2 separate regions of the Homo sapiens genome follow, and region 1 is linked to region 2. Evidence: read pairs that join two places in POLR2A ChIA-PET (ENCODE). Cell type or tissue: Panc1. All regions are shown on one strand. Each heading gives the region's core, and the rest is flanking DNA. Links, peaks and the distances in the headings are about the cores only.

The links. Peaks named below come from ENCODE experiments on the same cell type or tissue, not always from the same donor. Only the 100,000 strongest peaks of a DNase experiment are listed, where the experiment ranks them.
Region 1: POLR2A ChIA-PET joins it to region 2 with 7 read pairs; 1 of 35 experiments calls an interaction of 5 or more read pairs at or near these places.

What each region holds. Positions count from the first base shown.
Region 1 is chrX:134,930,824-134,936,163 of GRCh38, reverse strand. No RefSeq gene overlaps it. Among named protein-coding and RNA genes, the nearest start is that of LINC02243, 16 kb to the left of the region's middle. RefSeq lists a silencer at 1,939-2,139. In Panc1, for the core only: no CTCF peak of the experiment used is centred there; no DNase peak of the experiment used is centred there; H3K27ac peaks cover 3,438 bases.
Region 2 is chrX:134,581,596-134,587,601 of GRCh38, reverse strand. All of the region lies in intron 2 of PLAC1 (placenta enriched 1), which reads left to right. Among named protein-coding and RNA genes, the nearest start is that of LINC00629, 35 kb to the right of the region's middle. In Panc1, for the core only: no CTCF peak of the experiment used is centred there; no DNase peak of the experiment used is centred there; H3K27ac peaks cover 146 bases.

The DNA of each region.
Region 1 (5,340 bases), core at 1,121-5,120, 350 kb before region 2:
GCATGAGAATCACTTGAACCCGGGAGGCGGAGGTTGCAGTGGGCCGAGATTGCGCCACTGCACTCCAGACTCTGTCTCAAAAAAAAAAATCAAGTTTTTTTGAGTACCTCCTTTGTGATAGGCACCATCTAGATGATATACACATATTATCTCATTTACATTAATCTTCACTACAGCTCTATGAGGTTGAAGATAGTATTATCTTATCCCTATTTTGCATGTAAGGAAACTGAGGATCAGAGCTTCTAAATTGCAAAGCCAGAATTAGAGTTCCAGTCTGAGCTGCATCAAACATTTCCCTTTACTCTGGGGATGGAGTGAGGAGCTTTGATTTCATTCCATTTCTTTCTTTTTGGAGAATAGGGAGTGGGCAATCATTTTGAACCAATTTGCCCAATTTCATAACTACGTTCAGGTTTGAAAGGAGCTGAAAATGATATGCAATTTGGAGGAAGTGAAAGAAAATAGAAATTATCCCCCTTTTTCTCTTTCCTCACCTTAAGACCTGCCACTGCATCCTTTTTGTTTGGAGAAACAAATGAGAAAATTGTCCGATCTTTTAGCAATAGCTTAAAACACAAATTACCAAGATACAGTAATTAGACTGAATAGTCAAGACATGCCAAAGATGTCTAGTTTTATTGCCTACATGCGCCAGTGGTTTAAGGGAGGTTAGGGTCACCTTGAGTCCTTCACATATCTCCAAGGTGATAACAGCAACAAAAACAAAATTCTAACAAAAAGAATTCCTGGACAGTCATGCAGCTCTTTACAGTTTTCAATGCCCTGTACAGCAGATTCTCAAATAGGAACAATGTGTGGACACTTTCCATCAGAAAATAATTATTTCAGGCCCTCAGTGTTGATCTTCTATTATAATATTACTTACATATATGATAACATAAAACAAGACATAAACTCCTTATACTCATAGCATTTAAACAACTGTAAATCCAGAATGATTTCACATATTAAATGCAAACAAAACTAAAAAATCAATACAACTCAAATCACTAACACTAGTTTAATATAATGGATGGTGTTGTTTTGCTAAAATGAAATCACTTGCCCCAGTGTGAATTGAATATTAGCATGTGCATTATTAAAACAATTCCTCTGAATTAACTTTGATGTTATCTGGCTTCGTTTGAAGGAAATATATCACTTATACTTTATGTCTACCTCTGTTCTTTTCCCTTGGATCCAAAAGAATTAAAGTAGTAATCTTTGGTACCATTATGATTGTAAACAGAAATGCAAATTTTAGTGCTGAAATTGCATGACAGTATTTGGTTATAAGATGGTCATTGACTTAATACCATTCTGTGGGACAACTTGAGGACCACAGTGTCAGAAACACTAGTGATTAAGAGCATAAGCTTTGAAACCTGACAGATCTGAGTTTGCCACTTCCTAGTTGTGTGAGCTTGGACAAGTAATTTAACCTCTCTGTTCCTCAGGTTTCTTCCCCTGTAAAATGGGGATAATAATAGTACTTTAATTTTGCCAGCAGAAACAGGCACCATGACCCACTTTTTAGACATGATGTTTAAGCCTGAAACTGCTGAGAAACTAGAAGTCACTCAGTGTTCCTTCAGCGCTCCTCTGTAATTCCAGAACTACATGAAGGTGGACAGGTTTTAAAAAGATATTTCTCTGGACTTTCACCCTCCCCTCCCAATATCTGCATTTGCTATCCCAGGTTCATGTTTTAGGGTGGAACTGGAAAATGTGATTGAGCTTTAAAAAGGAAACAGCAAAATGGCAATGCCAGTAAATAGACAATTGAGAATCAGTTGAACTCATGCCACAAGACAGCTGTTTCTATATGAAGCCCACCAATGAAAGCCTGCTTTTCTGCTTCCTGACCTGGCACGAATCCCTTGATTCCTGCGGCCCCCAAGGTTGAAAATAGCCCAGCCACCTGCCAAGGGTTGGTATATTTTTAGGACCAACAGGATTGGAAACAGGGCTCTGTATGCCTGGAACTTGAGCCAGGCTGCTGGGTGGGTATCTTACCTTCACTGGGTTGCTGGTTTCTGTGCTGCTGGATCAAATCCAGCAGCCAGTCACAGAAATGGACAGAGAGCTGTGAGAGAAGCAGATTGGAACAGTGAAAGGAGGTGGGGTTTGTCTGGGGAGGGGTGAATACAGGGAGAATGGAGTGAGTAGAAGGTCATAGCTAGTGGATGTTGGGTTAAAAGATATAGGAAAGGGGCTGGGTGCGGTGGCTCATGACTGTAATCCCAGCACTTCGGGAGGCAGACGCGGGTGGATCACTTGAGGTCAGGAGTTAGAGACCAGCCTGACTAACATAGTGAAACCCCGTCTCTACTAAAAATACAAAAAATATCTGGAAATCGCTTGAACCCGGGAGGCGGAGGTTGCAGTGACCCGAGATCATGCCACTGCACTCCAGCCTGGGCAACAAAGCGAGATTCTGTCTCAAAAAAAATATAAAAGATATAAGAAAGTTCCATAAATGATAGGACCCCACAACAAGCAGAAATCACAGTGCTAGACCCTTTCCTTGTTTAGAAAAAAAGTGTAGTTAAAACTTATCTCAATATCTTCCATCAGTCTCTCAAACAAACAGCTCAGAAATGGTCCCAATACCAGGTATTTGTCAAACTATAACAGATGAGACTGGGCACCAGTGGGTGCACGGTGGCTCATGCCTGTAATCCTGGCTGAGGAGGGCAGATCACTTGAGCCCAGGAGTTTGAGGCCAGCCTAGGCAACATGCCAAAACCCTGTCTCTACAGAAAATATAAAAATTAGCCAGGCATGGGTAGTCCCAGCTCCTCGGGAGGCTGAGGTGGGAGAATCACTTGAGCCCAGGAGGTCGAGGCTGCAGTGAGCCGTGATGGCACCACCGCACTCCAGCCTGGGAGACAGAGACCCTGTCTCAAAAAAAAAAAAAACAAAAAACAACAACAACAACAACAACAAAAACAAGTTATAGCAGATGAATCTGAAGCTTTTATTCTCTCCTTCCTTTTATCTGCACCCCACTCAAGAGAAAAAATTACTTTCCTTATGTCTCACTGTGGGTCTTACTCCCTCCTCTGAGTAATTTATCAGTCATTCTTCCAAACCAACACAACATTCCTTCTAAGCAACGTACACACAGAGAAGAGATGAATAGATGGGAGAGCAGAACACAAAGGCCTAACTAACCTCATTTGAGAGCCAATTAATCTGCTTGAGAAAATATTTTTTTGAATTTCATTTGAGACCTGAAGGATAAATCATGCCAAACTGTGGTGCTGGTGTGGGGGAGGGCTGGTGGGATGATGGGGAGAGCACTCCGGGACAGAGAGCACAGTATGTAAAGGTTCTGAGTGGGGAAAGCAAGTCATGTTTCAGGACTTCGGAAAAGTCCTGTTTGGATAGAGTTGAGAGATCAAAGGGAAATGTTGCAGGGGATGTTGGGAGACAACAGCAGGGGCCAGATCAAGGAGGGCCTCTGCGGTGTTATGATGTACATATATATATTGGTTTTCGCCCATGGTTCTTGGCTCATAACTCCCATAGCCCTTGTTACACTCTTGTTATAATATTGGGTGTGCTAGGCCTCAGAAGCTGGCCTCAGGAAACAGAATCTGATCTTCTCCCACTCTCCTTTCACCTGCCGCAAGGCAGAACTCGAATCCTTCCCCCACTTTTCTGATTATGGATCTTAAGACCCTCTCCTGACAGAGTCTTGCCACATACCTTAGGGGAAGGAATGCTGACATAATGACACGTCCGTCAAAACCCAAGAAGACTGGGTTTGGAGAGCTTCCCGATAGCTGAACACATAAAGGTTCCTGGAGGGTGCTGCACCCAGGGAGATCGTAGAAGCCCCGCGCCCCTTGCCCCATACCTTGCCCTATGCATCTCTTTACCTGTATCTTTTTCAATACCCTTCATAATAAACCAGTAAACTTGTTTCCTGAGTTCTCTGAGCTGCTTCAGCAAATTAATGGAACCCAAAGAGGTGATTGTGGGAACCCCAACTTAAACCAGTCAGTCAGAAGTTCTGGAGGCTTGGACTTGCACCTAGTGTGTGTGGAGGGGCAGCCTTGGAGACCGAGCCCTCCCTTTGTGGGATCTGACAGTATCTCCAGGTAGAGAGTGTTGGAATTCAATTGGAGGACTTAGTGTGTGGGGGAACCCCCCCACCACTTTTGGTCATAGAATTCTTCTTCTGTTGTGATGATTGCTGTGGTGGTGTGAAAGCAGAGGAAAAAACCAGTTTGAAAGTTTTCCAAAACAGCCTCACATTTATCTAGTCTTTTAGCAAATATTTGCTGAGTGCTTACTATGCGCTGGGAGCTGTCCTAGGTGTTTGGGAGTGTATTAGTTTGTCAGGGCTGCCCAGTAACAAGGTACCACAGACCAGGTGGCTTAAACAACAGAAATTTATTTTCTCACAGTCCTAGAGGCTGACGTCTGAGATCAAGGTGTCAGTACGGTTGGTTTCTTCTGAGGCCTCTTTCTTTGGCCTGTAGATGGCCACCTTCATCCTGTGTCTTCACATGATCTTCCCTCTATATGTGTCTGTGTCCTCATCTCTTTTTTTTTTTTTCTTTTTGAGATGGAGTCTCACTCTGTTGCCCAGGCTGGAGTGCAGTGGCACAATCTTAGCTCACTGCAACCTCTGCCTCCCGGGTTCAAGCAATTCCCGAGTAGCTGGGACTACAAGTGCACTCCACCATGCCCGGCTAATTTTTGTATTTTTAGTAGAGACGGGGTTTCACCATATTGGTCAGGCTGGTCTCAAATTCCTGACCTCAGATGATCCACCTGCCTTGGCCTCCCAAAGTGCTGAGATTACAGACACGAGCCACCACGCTCAGCCCTCATCTCTTCTTATAAGGACACCAGTCAGATCGAATTATGACCCATACTAATGACTTCATTTTACTTAATTACCTCCTAAAGACCCTATGTCAAATATAGTCACATTCTGAGGTACTGGGCGTTAAGACTTAAACATACGAATTTTGGCGGGGTGGGGGGCAGGCTTGAGGGGGCAAATTTGGTGCAAACTAGCGATATAGCTGTGTGCAAAACAAAGATCCATGGACTCATGCAGCTTACATTCTAGAGGAGGGAGGGAGACAGACAACAAATAATAGTCCGAATAAAGTATATAGACTGTTAGAAAGTGATTATGGAGGCCGAGTGTGGTGGCTCACACCTGTAATCCCAGCACTTTGGGAGGCCAAAGTGGGGGGATCCCTTGAGGCCAGGAGTTCAACGAGATCAGCCTGGACAGCATGGCAAAACCCTAAAAAAAAAAAAAAAAGGAGAAGAAGAAGAAGGTGATTATGGAAAAAAAAAAAAGATAAC
Region 2 (6,006 bases), core at 914-4,913:
CAAGTGGAGGCTTTTTTTTTTGAAACAGGGTCTCACTCTGTCACCCAGGCTGGAGTGCAGTGGCACAATCATAGCTCACTGCAGCCTCGAAATCCCAGGCTCAAGCGATCCTCCCAGCTCAGCCTCCCAAGTAGCTGGGATTATAGGTGCCAACAACCATGACCGGCTATTTTTTAAATTTATTTATTTATTTATTTATTTATTTTTGTAAAGACAGGGGTCTCATTTTGTTGCCCAAGCTGGTCTCAAACTCCTGGCCTCTAGTGGTCCATCTTTCTTCCTCGGCTTCACAAAGTGCTGGCATTATAGGCCCCAGCCACCGCACCCAGCCCATAAAGGGAGGCTTAAGGAAATGTCTGACTTCTGTGGGGAGAGAACCAGCTGTGGAGTGAGCTCAGCCTGGCCTTGACTCCTGGTCACTTACTAGGATGTGACCTGCATGAGCAAGTCATCCAAAGTCTCTAGGCCTCAGTTTCCTCCTCTCTCACATGGGAATAATAACAGTCCCTACCTCAGAACACTGTGAAGCCTACATGAAGCAAGGCTCACAAAGCCCTAAGTGCAGTGCCTGGCATGTTGTTAGTACTCCATAAATGTTAATGTGGGCTGGGCGCGGTGTCTCATGCCTGTAATCCCAGCACTTTGGGAGGCTTAAGGCGGGCAGGTCACTTGAGGTCAGGAGTTCGAGGCCAGCCTGGCTAACATGGTGAAACCCCATCTCTACCAAACACACACACACACACACACACACACACACACACAAATTAGCTGGGCGTGGTAGTGCACACCTGTAGTCCCAGCTACTCGGGAGGCTGAGGCAGGAGAATCACCTGAACATGGGAAGCAGAGGCTGCAGTGAGCCAAGATCATGCCATTGCACTCCAGCCTGGGTGACAGAGTGAGGCTCCATCTCAAAAAAAAAAAAAAAAAAGAAAAGAAAAAGAAAAAAAAATGTTAGCGAGGAGAAGGAAGAGGAGGAGAGGGAGAAGGCGGCAAGATGACCTTGGAGTCCCCTGGAAAGAAGGGGCCTAGCTGCCCTCTGCGTCCTTCCCCTACCACTCTTCCTTTCACGGCCTAATCCAAAGGTGGCTTCACGGCCCCTCGGGTTTAACAGCTGAGACTTTGTTTCCAGACTCACAGGTGTGCTGTAGTGAGCACCTGGGTGGAATGTTGCTCTCTGTTTCCTGCAATTACTAAATCGCTTTAAGGGGAATGCTGTACATTTTTTTTTCAAATGAAGTCTGTGCTTGTATTTGCTCACAGGGAATTTTAAAATTGAGGAGATGATGAGCTTGTTTACTAAATAAATATGTGTGTTTGGACCATTTGCCTTCTCCTCCCTCCAGATGCCCTCTCCTCCTCCCCTCGCTGTGGGCTTCAAAAGCAGGGCAGGCGGTGGGGCAGGAAAATGCCAGTTGTTGGTCTTCTTGGACCCAACAATTATTTACAGAGCACAGGATTTACAGTCAGGAAGAATTTTTTTTTTCACAGAAATGGGCAAATCCTAGATGCTCTCTATGTATACAAACTTCCTTTCCAACAGTTATGAAAGGACATTTTACATTTTAAATGAGAGCCCTGTTGGCGGTACATTCTCAAATGCTAAGTTCCATCAAAACAGCATGTTGAGGGGAAGAAGGGCACATGGCAATGGGCACCTTTGGGTCCCAACTTCTCCCCAGCAATGCTGTGACTCAGGAAGTCAGCAGGGGTCCTTCTTTTCACCCCTAGTTCCCTCCCCCAACTCCTTGTACATCTGATGTCAAAGCATAAGCTGGTAACCTATACCGAGAGGGAGAATTCAACCCAGGGGCAGCTCAACTTGAACAGTTCTATCCAGAAGTCCAACTTTAAATTCTACCCCCCATAGAAATAGTCCCATTCCTGCAGCTGCTCTCTACCAGCTGCCTAACCAGCTGCCATTGGGCCAAAATTACCCCCACCTCAGGGTCCCCACCTCAGGACATCATAAACACACTCCCTGGGGCTCATTCATTAACCCATGAGCTGGAGTTGCCCACTTTGGAAGTCAGCTGTGGTCTTCACTATTTTTTTTAACTTAAACAATAAAGAGCAACTCACAGATATCCCTCACTCTCAGCACATGTGGAATGAGATAAAAACAAAAGCTTGCTAAGTCAGACCCCAGAACCAACTCAAGGCAGAGATGATGTGAATGTGGAACTAATCAAGAAGTTACACGTGTTAGAAAGATCTGGCTTAATGGTTCTCTTTTTAAAAAAAAAAAGTTTTTTGAGACAGAGTCTCACTCTGTCACCCAGGCTGGAGTGCAGTGGCACAATCTCAGCTCACTGCAACCTCCACCTCCTGGGGTTCAAGCGATTCTCCTGCCTCAGCCTCCCGAGTAGCTGGGGCTACAGGCGCGTGCCACCATGCCCGGCTTTTTTTTTTTTTTTTTTTTTTTTGTACTTTTAGTGGAGACAGGGTTTCACCATGTTAGCCAGGATGGTCTCGATCTCCTGACCTCGTGATCCGCCCGCTTCAGCCTCCCAAAGTGCTGGGATTACAGGCGTGAGCCACCGCGCCCGGCCTAAAATACTTTTTAAATTTTAAGTGGCATCATGAAAGGTGGAATCCTTGCCCCGTTTTTCTGATTCCTTGTTGTTTTTATTTATTTAGGGAGAAAGACGTTCTGCCTGTGTTTATGTGTCAGTTGCAGAATTTGTGGGTAACAGGAAATCAGGTATGAAATTGAGGCTAGGAGCTCACAGGGAGCAAGAGATAAATAATCCAGGATTCAAGATTAAAATCGCTGTTGCTTCTGTGGTGAGAGCTTGTCACACAGGCAATTCATTGTGGATTAATTTTCCAGTGATGTAGTAACAAAATCAGCACATCAAATAAAATATTTAACACCCAGGAAAAGCCAAATGCATATTCTGCATGTGTGTCCTTAAGTGGTACTTTTATGGAAGGAAATCTTATTTGAAACAAATGTTGGAACAGAAGTTGAGCTTATGAAGGGCACCGAGAAACCCTCACACATAAGGTTTTAAAATGTTGCCCAGAAAAAGCATAATCTTCAGTGTCAGTCCCTTGGATGGTCAGCGTGCACGTTCAATGCTCGTGTTTATCCACCTGTGTGCACAGGTGTCCACTCACTTGCAAATCCTTCACGTCAAAATCTGATAGTCATATTGCTTACCTGTGTTAAATGGAAAATGGAAGTCGACTGGTGGGTCCTGTTGTCTAGCACCCTACTACTTGGTCTCAGGACAAGAAGGGAATCTCAGAATGATGAATGGGGTTATATCTGGATACCCCTTGCTGGGCTGCCTGCGATCAGCATTTCTGCCCACAGCTAAGCAATTCAAGTGCTCTGACCCCAAAGTGGTGAGCCCCCAAGCTTCTATCTGGATCTCTTGAAGGAAGTGTGTAGGGTGTTGCATGTGATCTGTGCAAAAGGAAGGAGCAAATTGGAGTTATTGAGTGAACCGATAGCCAGGGGAGGCCCCTGTATAGACAGATGTCGTGGAGGCATAGTCAGGAAAAGTTTGCCATGACTCGGATTTCTTTCTCTGCCTGCCCAGATGCCTGCCTGCAACCTCTTTTTTTTTTTTTTCATTCACTTGTACATACATTCCTCAAGTATTTACCAAACACCTATTTCAGGCATGGGCCTGGGCTAGCCAGGGCAGTAGTATACAGAAGTCGTTTGTTTTCTCCTCTCCCTCTCAATGGGTCTTCTCTCCTTCTCTCTCTCCCCATAATTCAGTGGTAACAGGGGTGGATGAAGGAATATCCAAAACTCGTCTCTGTAGGAGACATCTGCGCCAGGAATTTCCAGCAACCCCTGAGGAGAGTGGCAGATTGATGGGACTCTAGTTGGGACTAACCAGGGGGTGGAGGGAGGTGGGGGCGGAAAGAGCCCTGCAGCCAGGCTGTCTGCCTGAGCCTATTCTATAGCTCCCATTGATTGGACACTTGCTCTGTGCCAGGCCCTGTACGTGCAGTTTTTCAGACCTCATTCACTCCTCCAATCCCATTGAGGTTGCTATTATAACTGTCCCTATTTTATATGAGGAAACTGAGGCCAGGAGAGGGAAGGGACTTACCCAAGGTCACACAGCTAGGAAGTGACAGAGCCTCAATTCAAACTTAGGTCTGTATATCTCCAATTCTCTGGGCATTTAAAAAAAAAAAAAACAACTCAGATGTGGTTTAGACGTAAGCCAAAAAAAAAAAAAAAAAAGCCAGGCATAGTGGCTCACGCCTGTGATCCTATCCTTTGGGAGGCGGAGGAGAAGCATCGCTTGAGGCCAGGAGTTTGAGTCTAGCATGGGCAACATATCAAGACCCTGTCTCTACAAAAAAATTAAAACAAAACAAAACAAGAAAACCCTCCTTATCATTATATCAAAAGTCCAGACATTTTAAAAAGAGAGAGCTTAGGAGCTTCTAAAAGGTGCTATGAACTCTGTTTCCATGTGTGGTTTAGTCTAATTTCTATATTCAACAATAATAATTTTAATAATAACTAACACTTACTGAGCACTTGCATGACAGGAGCTACACTAAACAGTTTTACACTCATGGTGTCATTTAATAATCATAACGACCCGATGCAGTGTTATCGTTATTATTATTATCCTCATTAACAAATGATGAAAACAATGCTTAGAAAGTAATTCCCAAAGTTAGTTAGCGCCGTCTTATTCCAAGTCTCTCTTGGTACATCAAAGCCACTCAACTACTAGACTATCCTGCCTCAAACCCTCCAGGACCTCATTGCTTCCAAACTTCTTTCCCTAGACTTTCTTCTCACCTTTTTTTCTGTCCTTATAAGTCTGTCCAAATACATTGCACTCATTTCTGTCCTATGAGTGAGCTAAGTCATTGTCTTCTCCATAACCTTGCCTTTTCTCCTCACCCAAATCACTTCTTATCTCCAATATCCAATTAGACAGATCTGGAAGTTCCAAGGATGTGTCCATATAGGGAAATCAGAACAAGAATACTACTAACACCAAGTTTTCAGTCACCCTTCTAGGTTCACAGAATCTTAAGAAGTCAGCAAAACCATAAGCCCTTGTACTTAAAAATAATCAATACTACTTAAAACTTGGTATTTATTTTATTTTATCTTATTTTATTTACAAACACTATGGTGACTTTAAAACTTAGTTTAAAAAAATACTCCCCGAGGTCTGTAATCTCCCACATACAAAATCTCTAAAGGAGAGGCTTAAAAGAGAAGTACTCCTCCCTGAAAATCAGACTATTTTATAAATAATGATAAGGTGGCCCTTTTGAAAGTATTGCTTATTTAGAGGCTGGGGATTTAAACTTAGATCACTAGTGAGGGTGTGTTCCAATTACCATATCCCTAGATAAACATGACCTTCTTTAATCAGCTCTTTGCTCCCTAGTTTCTTAGCAGAACTGCCAATGAGCCAGGGCAGCTGCCATTTTGTGCCAGAGTTTCTTTTTCCATTTTCCAAGGAAGCAAAGAATAAGGAATGCCTCACTTCCCTCCCCATTCCCTGTTTGGAGTCATGCCCTCTGAGAACTTATTCTATTTCAGCTTCTACCTCTATGCAGTCAGAAAAATGATTCCGAACAACCCATAGAATGAGCACCTGCTTCAGTTATTGTCCCAATGTGAAAATGCTAATCCCTGGGTTTAGGCGAGGTTTGCTTTCCACACAAAATGGTCAGGCCCCTCTAATAGGCCAGCACTTCTGGTTTTAATACCCCAGTCTTGATTTCTAACAGGTGGGTGCCACAGTTGTTCAGCTCTTATTATGAGCTGGTTCATAGCTCGAACAATATAGGATTCTTCATAAAGAGTCTGAGAAACTGGGCCGGGCTCGGTGGCTCACGCCTGTAATCCCAGCACTTTGGGAGGCCGAGGCGGGTGGATCACTTGAGGTCAGGAGTTTGAGACCAGCCTGGCCAACATGGTGAAACTCCGTCTTTAGTAAAAATACAAAAATTAGCCAGGCATGGTGGCGGGTGCCTGTAATCCCAGCTACTCGGGGGGCT